4 separate regions of the Homo sapiens genome follow, and regions 2, 3 and 4 are each linked to region 1. A link is a contact called in ENCODE Hi-C data. All regions are on one chromosome and are shown on one strand. The core of a region is the stretch at or near the end of the contact, and the rest is flanking DNA. Distances in the headings are between cores, read along the strand shown.

What was found. Hi-C counts contacts between places; a loop is a spot of excess contacts on that map. Pooled maps may share reads with other maps.
Region 2: a loop to region 1 is called in a pooled map, with 2.7 times the contacts of the local background. The contact joins two enhancer-like sites. A Hi-C loop is called at or near these places in 1 of 168 maps with a recorded cell type or tissue (naive thymus-derived CD4-positive, alpha-beta T cell), 1 of 37 single-sample maps with no recorded cell type and 7 of 50 pooled maps.
Region 3: a loop to region 1 is called in a pooled map, with 2.7 times the contacts of the local background. The contact joins the promoter of CHROMR here to the enhancer-like site in region 1. A Hi-C loop is called at or near these places in 3 of 37 single-sample maps with no recorded cell type and 4 of 50 pooled maps.
Region 4: a loop to region 1 is called in a map with no recorded cell type, with 7 times the contacts of the local background. The contact joins the promoter of TTN-AS1 here to the enhancer-like site in region 1. A Hi-C loop is called at or near these places in 3 of 37 single-sample maps with no recorded cell type and 4 of 50 pooled maps.

The regions. Positions count from the first base shown.
Region 1 is chr2:181,310,756-181,313,455 of GRCh38, reverse strand. The region is part of intron 3 of LINC01934 (long intergenic non-protein coding RNA 1934); the gene reads right to left. Among named protein-coding and RNA genes, the nearest start is that of MIR4437, 6.5 kb to the right of the region's middle. RefSeq lists an enhancer at 539-588. Within about 2 kb of position 1,420, at least 7 of the 41 ENCODE cell types and tissues checked have a DNase peak (open chromatin) inside an H3K27ac peak, as active enhancers do.
Region 2 is chr2:179,019,986-179,022,729 of GRCh38, reverse strand. All of the region lies in intron 2 of CCDC141 (coiled-coil domain containing 141), which reads left to right. Among named protein-coding and RNA genes, the nearest start is that of CCDC141, 29 kb to the left of the region's middle. Within about 2 kb of position 1,414, at least 5 of the 41 ENCODE cell types and tissues checked have a DNase peak (open chromatin) inside an H3K27ac peak, as active enhancers do.
Region 3 is chr2:178,412,276-178,414,975 of GRCh38, reverse strand. It overlaps CHROMR (cholesterol induced regulator of metabolism RNA), which reads right to left and starts at 1,317. Exons shown (of 5, transcript NR_110204.1): 1 at 863-1,317. RefSeq lists enhancers at 1-400, 188-447, 949-1,148, 978-1,553.
Region 4 is chr2:178,521,849-178,524,548 of GRCh38, reverse strand. It overlaps TTN-AS1 (TTN antisense RNA 1), which reads right to left and starts at 1,358. Exons shown (of 7, transcript NR_038271.1): 1 at 913-1,358. RefSeq lists enhancers at 1,331-1,480, 1,157-1,669.

The DNA.
Region 1 (2,700 bases), core at 171-2,670:
TCTGTAATGTGTAATTTCACAAGTCCTTTGTCACAATCAGACATCTGTATGCTGTGTCTTATGATCAGGAAGAGAAAAGACAATGAAGCTAAAGAGGCCACCCAGAGTAAAAGAACGAAAGAGAGAGAGAGAAAGAGAAAGAAAGAAAGAAAGAAAGAAAGAAAGAAAGAAAGAAAGAAAGAAAGAAAGAGAGAGAGAGAGAGAGAGAGAGAGAAAGAAAGAAAGAAAGAAAGAAAGAAAGAAAGAAAGAAAGAAAGAAAGAAAGAAAGAAAGAAAACCCTGAAAGTTGTTTGTGTTCATTGAAATTTAAGATACGCCAAAGTGCCTCATTGAAAGAGAGAAAACTGTAGAAGACTGAGCAAAAAGCTGGTCTTCCTACTATATAATGTTGAGACTTTTTTTTTTTTTAATGTAAAGTGATTGTAATCACTTGCTCGAATAAAGAAATCTCATCACTCTGGCAACACACTTAACAAACTAAAGAAAAACAAATAATGGAAATCACAGCGTGAGAAAGCTGTACTTGAAATATGCACTTGAGTGTTAGCATCTCTGAACTTTCAGCAGAGTCCTGATTTCGAAGATGGTGACCCAGAGCATGGAGCAGGTGTGAGCCTGGTGACTTTTGCCATGTTCTTTTTTTAGAGTCTGCTGCTGGTATCACTTTTGTCTTTGCCTCTTTAGTCGATTTCCTCATTTGATTGGGTGATTTCTAGAACCTTCTCCAGCTCTCACATTGTTTAACCCTGTACGACAACCTCTTTGGGGTAGCTATAGTGTGACAGGAAACACTAGTAGAGGGGAATTCACCTCTGCTGACCATTGACCCACATTTCCATCCCCGCAAACCACACTTACCCAATACAATTCTCTTTTGCGGATAAACGAGCTAATGATCAGAGAAGTTGAGTAGCTTTCCTTACTCGGCTGAGGGACTGGGAAAGCTGAAAGTCCAGTCAGTCATTTATGGCCCCATAGAACATTTGCTCTCTCTATACCAGCATTAACATTTTATTTGACTTTGCCCAAAATTGTCTATGAAGATCTGATTTAAACAATCTTTAGATTACCAGAAATTCTTATAAAATTCTGATTTCCTCCTTTTGTTGCTGTTGAGCCCTCCATCTGATGTTCTGCTTTCCTGAGACGTGTTTACTTAAACCATTGAGAGTGTATGTTTCCTCAAAGACATATTTCTCCAGAGAAAGGCTGAAAATACTATTTTAAGAAAGCTATCATTTTCTTGAGGCAGGTGGATAAATATATTTATGTCTGCTTTTGTTTTTTACTCCCTATTATCTAAAAACAATACTCCGAGGTTTATGTAAATTAGAGTGAACTTTTGCAGAGGGAAAAGCCTTTGCAAGAAATACCGATTACAAGCTGCAGTTCTCCTCCCTGATCACGCCCCACCCTTAGCAGCTGCTTCTGCTTCTTCTAAGCATCTACATCCAGCACTGGGGCATTTAATCTTCTGGTTTGGAGCTGAACATCAGGGTGCAACCAGCCCTCCTACTATACATATGTAATAGAATTAATACGGATTGGAAATAAAAAGACTAGTCATCCCTCAGGCACTGTACTAGACATTGATGTGAACTAAACAGACTTGGACCTCTCCTGGAGGAGCTTAGAGTATAGGGCAGGATCATCCAGTAGCGTCCCCACACACCTTGTATGACTATTTAAACATAAATTAATTCAAATTAAATAGAATTTAAAACTAAGTTTCTCAGTCACACATTGGCCTAATTCAAAGGCTCAATAGTCACATATGGACAGTGGCTTCCCTAATGGACAGCCCGGATTTTAGAACATTTCCATCAATACAGAAAGTTGTAATGAACAATGCTGGTAAAATCTATCACTAGAAGCATGGAATAAAATCAAGGTTCACCTGCCAGGACAGTAACACCAAGTCAGTGCAGGAGAGAAATCCCCAAAAATGGGTTTTCAGGTTTGGCAGAGAACTTGGAAATAGATGTAAATGTACAGATATGCACATACATACCCAAGTTCAATATGTACCTGGATCTATTTCTAGAATTTCCATTCAGTTCCACTCATCAGTCTTTTTATCATGAGCTGGTGACACACTGTTTAAAAGATTTATAGTATAAAAAGATTTAAGTATAAAAGATTTATACTAGGTTTTAACATTTGTTATAACTAGTTCCCACTTACAGCTTTTCTTTTTAGTGTTTTTTTTTTTTTTTTTTTTTTTTTGAAACAGGGCCTCACTCTGTCACCCAGCCTGCTGGAGTGCTCACTGCCTGGCTCACTGCAACCTTGACCTCCCAGGCTCAAGTGATTCTCCTGCCTCAGCCTCCTGAGTAACTGGGACCACACTTGGTTATTATTATTTTTTTTAATGTTTTGTAGAGACAGGGCCTCACTAATGTTGCCTAGGCTGGTCATAAACTCCTGGGCTCAAGCAGTCCTCTCACCAAGGCCTCGCAAAGTGCTGGGATTATAGGCATAAGCCACCATGCCAGGCCCTATTCTTGTGTATGTATTTTTCTGCATAAACTTTAAAATAAACTTGTCTAGCTTCATAAAAACGCATGTTGATATTTTTATTGTACTTTTCATTTTTTCACATATTTTTGTTTGAAATATTTTTCCATATTTTAACCTGATTTTTTTTTCAGAGTATCTTTGGTTATAACATAGATTGCTATTTTTCTTTATAAAATGCAA
Region 2 (2,744 bases), core at 165-2,664, 2.3 Mb after region 1:
TATAGAGAACAAAATGACCCTGGTAGACTCACAAAGCAGTTAAATAACAGTGAAGTCACAACATCAAGGCACTATCTGAGTAATTAAGTCCCCAGATGAAAGACACTGATCGTGAAAGTACCATAGACATATTCATGGAGAAAGAGAAATTAATTTAGCTGGAGTGGTTTCATGGGGAAGGTAGAATTTAATACAAGGTTGTGGGAATAAGTGGCGTGAGACGGAACAGTGTTTGGGGCAGGGAAGAGAGCTAGGTCTTCAAGGTAGAAAAGCTGCCTCTTTCCTCGGCTTTGGCTTCATCCTGTGAACAGACGTTAGCTTAGTGCTCGTATTTATTTATCTTTCTGTTTGGTACAAAAACTTCCTATTGTTCTAGCTTTCATCAAGTCTTAGGGAATGTGTTATTCTCTTTGTTGCTATTTTTGTATTTTATTCAAGCATGGTAGAGTTCAGATTCCCCAGTAAAACACACAATGGTATTCTTGATAAGCTTCCAGGACTGTTTTTTCGGTCACTTGAAAGGCCACAGAACTCTGCAAAAAAGGTAGTGAAATCCAAACAAATCCAAGCGTACAGACCACTCCCTCAAACAGCAGAAACTACTATTAATTATTTGGTCCATACACCTGTAGATTATTTCTAATTACATTATTTACTTCATTTAACAGAACAGATATGGAAGAGTCATTTGTACGCAAATATCCAAAAAGAAAAAATTAAGGAGACGCATTTATAAGAATTAATGTTGTAGAGCCTTTTAGATGCATTGAAATGTTTTAAAATACTATCTTTTATTAGGCCTATGCAAAAGAAATATTTTTGGAACAATTATTTTGCAGTAAACTGAGAAGAAAATATCTGATCTGGTTCCATTTACATTATACTTAGTCTCATAATTATAAAGGGACTAAGTTGTAGCTGGCATTTCCATTATAAACAGATTTTATGGTCCTTTAATAAATGGTTCTAGTTTGAAGAGTGACCAAGAAAACACAAATCCTTATTTTTTAAATCCAAATGGACTGATTCAATACAATGTCAGAATTTTCCAAGTTGCTTTTCATAATTTTGTCTCTTTCTGTTACTGTGTATGTCACTGACATTTCCTACTGACGGCAGAACCATTTCATCTTTTACTCATTTGGTTTTAGCACAGGAGCCCCTGAAAATTAAAGAGTTGACACAAGAATTCTCAATTCACTGAGGGCTGTGGTCTAGCTTTCAGTTAGAGGTGATTTCCACTCGGGACAGCTGTGACCCTCAGGTTTTCAGCAGCTCATTAGCTGCAGCTTCTATTTCAAACTGAAGCCAATCAGAATACTAGTTCTGTTATTTGTGTGCCAGTTTGGATTAGGGGCAGCCTATACAAATAGGACAGGGTAACACCCCCTTCAGATAGGCATGGGCAATTAGGTTTGCATAGCTAAAATTAAGTGGTGGTATGTTCATTTCTCTTTCACCAGAAAAAATAGTTGAAGCCAGAAATTCATTATGCCTGTCAGCAGTATGTGTAAACTCAAAATCAAATTCAGCATGGTTTACAACGGAAGGTACAACCTACTTCTTAGTGAAATAAAGGCATAAAATGCCTATAAAAGGAAGTATGTAATTTCCAAAGTATTTATTATCTTATAATTATCTTACATTTTGGTTACTATTAATGATGGTGATTATGCTAAGTTACTAACTTTTATGGAAGACTGAACAGTAGCCAGGTGATGTGCTAACAATCACATGCTAATCAGCCCGCATGTGAGAAAGGATTTGTTATCAACATCAAGGTTTTCCTTACATCCCTGAAATCATACCACGTATTTGCTTATTTATTCCATCAACATTTATGGCTAACCCTAACTGCCATCAGGAAATGTTGAAGCCTGTAGAAATATAAGCATTGCATGTAACTGAGCTGTAACCACTAAAATATCTTCATAGAATCCACATAAAACTAGATTAGAATAATTAACATTACATAAATGCATGCATACTTACTTTAGAGACTGCTTTCATATCATTGTCTCATTTTAGTATATATAATAAGGGCCAGTGTGGTATGGACTCATTTTCACAGGTAAGGGAGCTGAGTCTCAGGGAGATTAAGGGACTTGCTCAGGTTTATTAACTGGCTGAGCTGGGACTCACACTCTGATTAAAATCTCATTTTCATGATCTTTCCATGATGTTGGATCCTGTGGCTTCCTGGCACAAGCTGAGCATGGAAGCCTGCTGCTATCTAGAAATATACACCTGATCCCATGAGAAGTGCTATCATATCACAGCCAACGTGGTCTCATGGGATCAGGTGTATATTTCTAGGTAAGCCTAAGACTGGCCCAGTTCCAGCTTGGAGGATTCTGACATGCAGATCCTTAGTTCCCCTGCGTGGGGCAGTGTTGATCAGCCCAGAGTAGCACTCTGGCACACTGGATAGGAGTGTGGGGACTACATAACTGACAAAGAGTAGGAAAATATTTAGGTAAAATTATGCTTTTGGATTTTAACCCTAAAGCTCCTTACATTGTTGAGTGAGAGAAAAAAAACCACACACCTGTATTTGAAATACACATGCCCGTTCTATGGAACTTTTTGGATTCTACATGACGGTTATAACAGTCTTTATTGCTAATAAATATGAAACTATTTTCTCTTATCTTATCTATCAAATGATCTTTCCAGCTGGGCATAGTGGTCCATGCCTGTAATCCTAGCACTTTGGTAGGCCCAGGTGGTCAGATTGCTTGAGC
Region 3 (2,700 bases), core at 68-2,567, 2.9 Mb after region 1:
AACACATCCAGCTTCTAGAATGGTGCTGTACACGCAGGAGGTCGTTGAGCTTCACCTTCCTGCTAATGACAAAATCAGCAATTGCCTTTAACCACAGGAACTTCAGCCCGTTGGTCACTAGGGGGAGACACACACGTGGTGGGCCTCTCCAGGCTCCTCAAATCCCGCCAGAGTCGCCACTGTGTAGTCTGCCCAGAGAAACCACACCCAGTCTTAGGAAGAGGAAACTGACTGCCATCCATTTCACGCTACTGTGGCCGGCGAGCTCAGAGTGGAATCATTTGCAAGGCAGCTCCTCCAAGAATAACCAAGCCGAGATCTAGCTGATCAACGATTGAATTTAGAGTAAAACTTGACAGAATAAAACTCCCTTCGGTTTGTCCGTACTACCTGGGTTTGCAGAAATGCTTTTCCTTAGCATTTAATTTTGGGACCTGTAAATATAACTGCTTTTTAGATGCATTCCATAATCCTCAATTAACTTACTGCAGTAAAAAGATAATTAGGTTAATATAAACTGCTCCAAGGGGTTTCTGATCAGACTGAATTTTATTTCATTTGAAATAAGGTCGTTGTTTAATCTTGCAAGTTAAATAATCTTGATTTTACGCTGAATAGGGGCCTGAGATAGATGAAAGAAAATTTCCTTTTCATACATGTGAGAAATAAACTGTTTCTTACACTCATATTCACAAGTGTGACCGTTAGTCCAAGTTGAGGCAATTAACATATTTAGGAAGAAAAAAACTTCCTCACAGAAGGATTGGCATTGGCCCTTCTGAACAGTATTGCAAAGTCTGAAGGAAAAACCCTATTGACACCACTTTCTAGCCAAATGCTATAGGACGATATCAATACTTACTGTACTGAGTGGGCATTTATTTAGTTATTTCACAGTGAAGATATCTTTTCTGGAAAATTCCTCATAAGAAAACTGAAATTCAAGCTCCTGCTCGTTCTTCAGCCACCGCTACTCGTTCCTGCTTTTTGTGCCCATAGGTTCTTCTGCCCAAAACAAAAGCTGTTAAATCACCGCGGCGGCGCTGACGTCAGGGAGCAGGGCCGCGAGGCCCCACCAGGTCGCCAATGAAGCCTCCCCTCGGCTCTGCCGGGGGCTTTGCGGGGCGCATAGAGGCTCCCAGGCGGATAGAGGCTCCCAGGCGGAGGAGTCCGGGAACCCCTAAAGACCCTTTAGGAAGCAAGGTCCGGAAAACCAAGCACGAGCAAGAGGCCCCGGGCGGCTGTATCCCTGCCCGGCGAATTCAGAGGGAGCGGGCGCCGCGGCCACCCAAGAGCAACGAAGACGGCGGCGCGGAGGAGAGGATGGGGAGGGGTGTGGGCCGCCCAGAGGCGCGGAAGCTGGGAGCACCGCGCGGCTTAGGAACTAAAATAAATGCTTGTCTGAATCTGCCCCGGGTGGGGGATGAAGGAACAAGGGCTTGGGAGGAGACCGATACATTTTAGAAATTGCCGGTGGGGGAGCCAGGGGCGGTGGCTCACGCCTGTAATCCCAGCACTTTGGGAGGCGTAAGGCGGGCTGATCACCTGAGGTCGGTAGTTCGAGAGAGACCATCCTGACCAATATGGAGAAAGAAACCCCATCTCCACTAAAAATACAAAATTAGCCGGGTGTGGTGGTGCATGCCTGTAATCCCAGCTACTAGGGAGGCTGAGACAGGAGAATCGCTTGAACCCGGGAGGCGGAGGTTGTAGTGAGCCAAGATCATGTCACTGGATGTTATTTGTTAATTTTTTGATGTACACTGCAAGATCACACAAGAAATGAAGCTATTAAGCCCAGGTATTGGGCCTTTTATAGGGGTGTTTTTTCATGGTGAATGGGTAAATATGTCTCTACTTTGTGTGCTTATTAAACAACCCTGACTATGTGGTCTTGAAAGGAGAGATCCTGCCTTAGTTTCGCCTCTCATTAGCCTTATGTGAGAGCTTTTTTTCAGAGACAGGCAACCAGGAATATTTATTCCAGAAGCAGTCATTGCAGTGGAGAATTTGGGGTTTGAATCATAGAAGACAGAACTAGATAAAATCCTAGATGTTACCTCCAATCCCTTCATTTAAAAATTTGAGGTCACCCAGGCCAGGTGCAGTGTCTCACGCCTGTAATCTCAGCACTTTGGGAAGCAGAGGCAGGTGGATCACCTGAGGTTAGGAGTTCGAGACCAGCCTGGCCAACATGATGAAACCCCGTCTCTAATAAAAATACAAAAACTAGCTGGGTGTGATGGTGCACACATGTAATCCCAGCTACTAGGGAGGCTGAGGCAGGAGAATTGCTTGAACCCGGGAGGCGGGGATTGCAGTGAGCCCAGATGGCGCCACTGCACTCCAGCCTGGGCGACAGCGCGAGACTCTGTCTCAAAAAAAAAAAAACAACAACAAAATTGAGGTTACCCAAATTAAGAGAATTGGTAGTTAAGACAGACCAAGATTAATAACTTTTAGACATTTGTAGACCCTAGTTATTGGGGGTGCTAGACTCTTAACACTTTTCCAAGAAAAGGGGTAAATCTTGTGTTTCTTAATTCGGAAGGAAAAAAAAAATCTACCACTTGCAATTTGGCATGGGCCAGAGGCAATATTATCAGTTATATGCCTCTACGGTGTGATATTGAGTGATATACATGGAGAGAATATGGGCTACATTTTATGGTTTACTGTTTTGGGGAAATGAGGCCTTTG
Region 4 (2,700 bases), core at 109-2,608, 2.8 Mb after region 1:
CGGAAAAGGACAACTTCAGGGAAAATGATCAGTTGTGAATCTGAGTCCATATTGGCTACTGCAGCTCCAAATTGAGACAGAACAAATAAAGGACCTCAGAACTAAAGAACTATTTTATTCCCAAGTCTAGATCAGTTGTTTTAAAAGCATGGTAGAATGACAGTATATGGAAGACTGACACTATTTTAAATAGTGTCATTCTACTATGCTTTTTAAACAACTGATCTAGACTTGGTAATAAAATAATGCCAAAAATATCTGTATTTGTCCACTTCAATTTGTTAATCATAATTATAAGCCTATGATGTTATTTGCCTAAATTCACCTCCTTAATGTAGGTACAGGTGACCAAAGCTGAAGCAAATGTACTGTCAGTTTTCATTCTCCAGAGAAAAATCCTGGGTCTTCATTAATTTATTCAGCAAGTTTTCCGTCTTAAGTCAGATTCCCTAAAAGCAGAGCCTGAGACGGGGATTCTTGTCTCAGAAATTCTTTGAGGGATTATTACTCTCAGGGAAAAAGGGAATGGGGCAGCCAGCAGATAGGGCAGAGGAAGCAAGCTGAGCACGAATGTGGTCTCAGCAGAAGCCTCAGCCAGATCTCACAGGGAGCTTCAATCGTACCACAGAGTTGGTTCCATCTAGGAGCAAGGGGGCTGACATTTTGTACCCCCTTACCAACCAGTCAATGGCTACAGGCTATAAGCTGAGGGGCTGAGGAGGGATGGAAGAGGGAAATAAACCTTCCCAAGTGAAGAGGGGTGCCTGTTGGCCAGGACAATTCTCCGTGGACTAACGCAGCCAAACAGTGAACAATCGAGAAATCGATGGAAGAATACACATTTCCTGGGCATCTAAGTGATGCCAACAGAACCCACTACATCATCTTACAATGTTAAATGCCTATTCTTACCTTAAAATGAGAGGCAGGACTGGCTAGGTGATGCCTAAGGATGATTCCCAGCCTTGACATGCTGGTATTCTCACATATCCTATCCGTGGCTGATATAGTCTGTGCGGATGAAAATTCCAAAACCGAAGACAGGATTTCGCACTTGCTAAAGTTGGAGCTCCCAGGCGCTGAGATCCAATTTGGGCCTGGGAGAGTGGGGAGGGAGAGCAATCTGCCCAGTGAAGGAGAGCTGCGCTAAAGGCAAGGTTTTACTTCTTTTTATCCCTTAGCGAAAAGCCCACTGCCTCTGAAAGTAGCACGGTGTGGCCACACGGACACATGGGGGAAGTCAGTCAGAGGCGCTCCAACAGAACGGCCAGAAGCCCCTTTCCTGGCTTACCAGGCAGCCTCCTTCCCCTAACTCCTCCAGAAACAGCGCTCCTCTGAAGACGCGGGGGGAGGGTCTTCCGGCCCCACACCCCACCTTCCGCAACGCCAGGAGTGGTTCCTCAGCATTATGGCGTCATTTCCGAGTCAGACCCGCTCTTCTCTCCCCATGTCAACAGAGGGCGACAGGGAGCACCAAGCCGAGGCGTGCTTTTTGGTTCCAATCTACGCCCTCCACAAAACCCATGAGCAAGCTTCACTGTCATCCTGCCCCTTTTTTTTATTCACGTCTATTTTATAAACCCCACACCCTGGCTACATGATCAGCCGAATCATGTTGCAATTACATGTCTGCATTCAAAACCCTGAGGGCCCCGCTCAAATCTAGGAACTGCTGTTTACTAACTTACTTCACCTGGGGCAGGTTACCCAACTTCTCCATTCTTTGACATTCTCGTCCATAAAATGAGAATAACAGCAGCAACCTCACAGTATTATTGTGACGATTAGACAAGTTACTACTTGTAAAACTCAGAACAGCGCTTAGCAGAGCACCCAATAAATACCAGCAATCATTATTCTGTTAGGGACCACAGTACAGAATATTGAAGCTAGGGACTAGAGAAGCAGCACTTTAGAGGGGACCTAGCCTAGGTCTCACTGGTACTCATTAGATGTACGGCAGGCCACCTTTATTCTTGGGCAACCTGTCCCAAGATCCCCCAGTGGAATCCTGAAACTGTGGATAGTACTGAATCCTACAAATACTATGATTTTTCCTTTTTTTTTTTTTTTTTTTTTTTTGAGACGGAGTCTCACTCGTCACCCAGGCTGGAGTGCAGTGGCGCAATCTCGGCTCACTGCAAGCTCCGCCTCCCGGGTTCACGCCATTCTCTGGCCTCAGCCTCCCAAGTAGCTGGGACTACAGGCGCCTGCCACCACGCCAGGCTAATTTTTTGTTTTTAGTAGAGACAGAGTTTCACCTTGTTAGCCAGGATGGTCTGGATCTCCTGACCTCGTGATCTGCCCACCTCGGCCTCCCAAAGTGTTGGGATTACAGGCGTGAGCCACCACGCCTGGCCATGATTTTTCTTATACGTACATGCTGATACGGTTTGGCTGTGTCCTCACTCAAATCTCATCTTGAATTGTAGCTCGCATAATTTCCACCTTGTGAGAGGGACCTGGTAGGAGATAATTGAATCATGGGAGCCGTTTCCCCCATACTGTTATCATGGTAGTGAATAAGTCTTACAAGATCTGACGGTTTTATAAGGGGAAACCCCTTTTGTTTGGTTCTCATTTCTCTCTTCCCTGACACCACGTAAGATGTGACTTGCTCCTCCTTGCCTTCGCCATGATTGTGAGGCCTTCCCAGCCACGTGGAACTGTGAGTCAATTAAACCTCTTTTCTTTATAAAT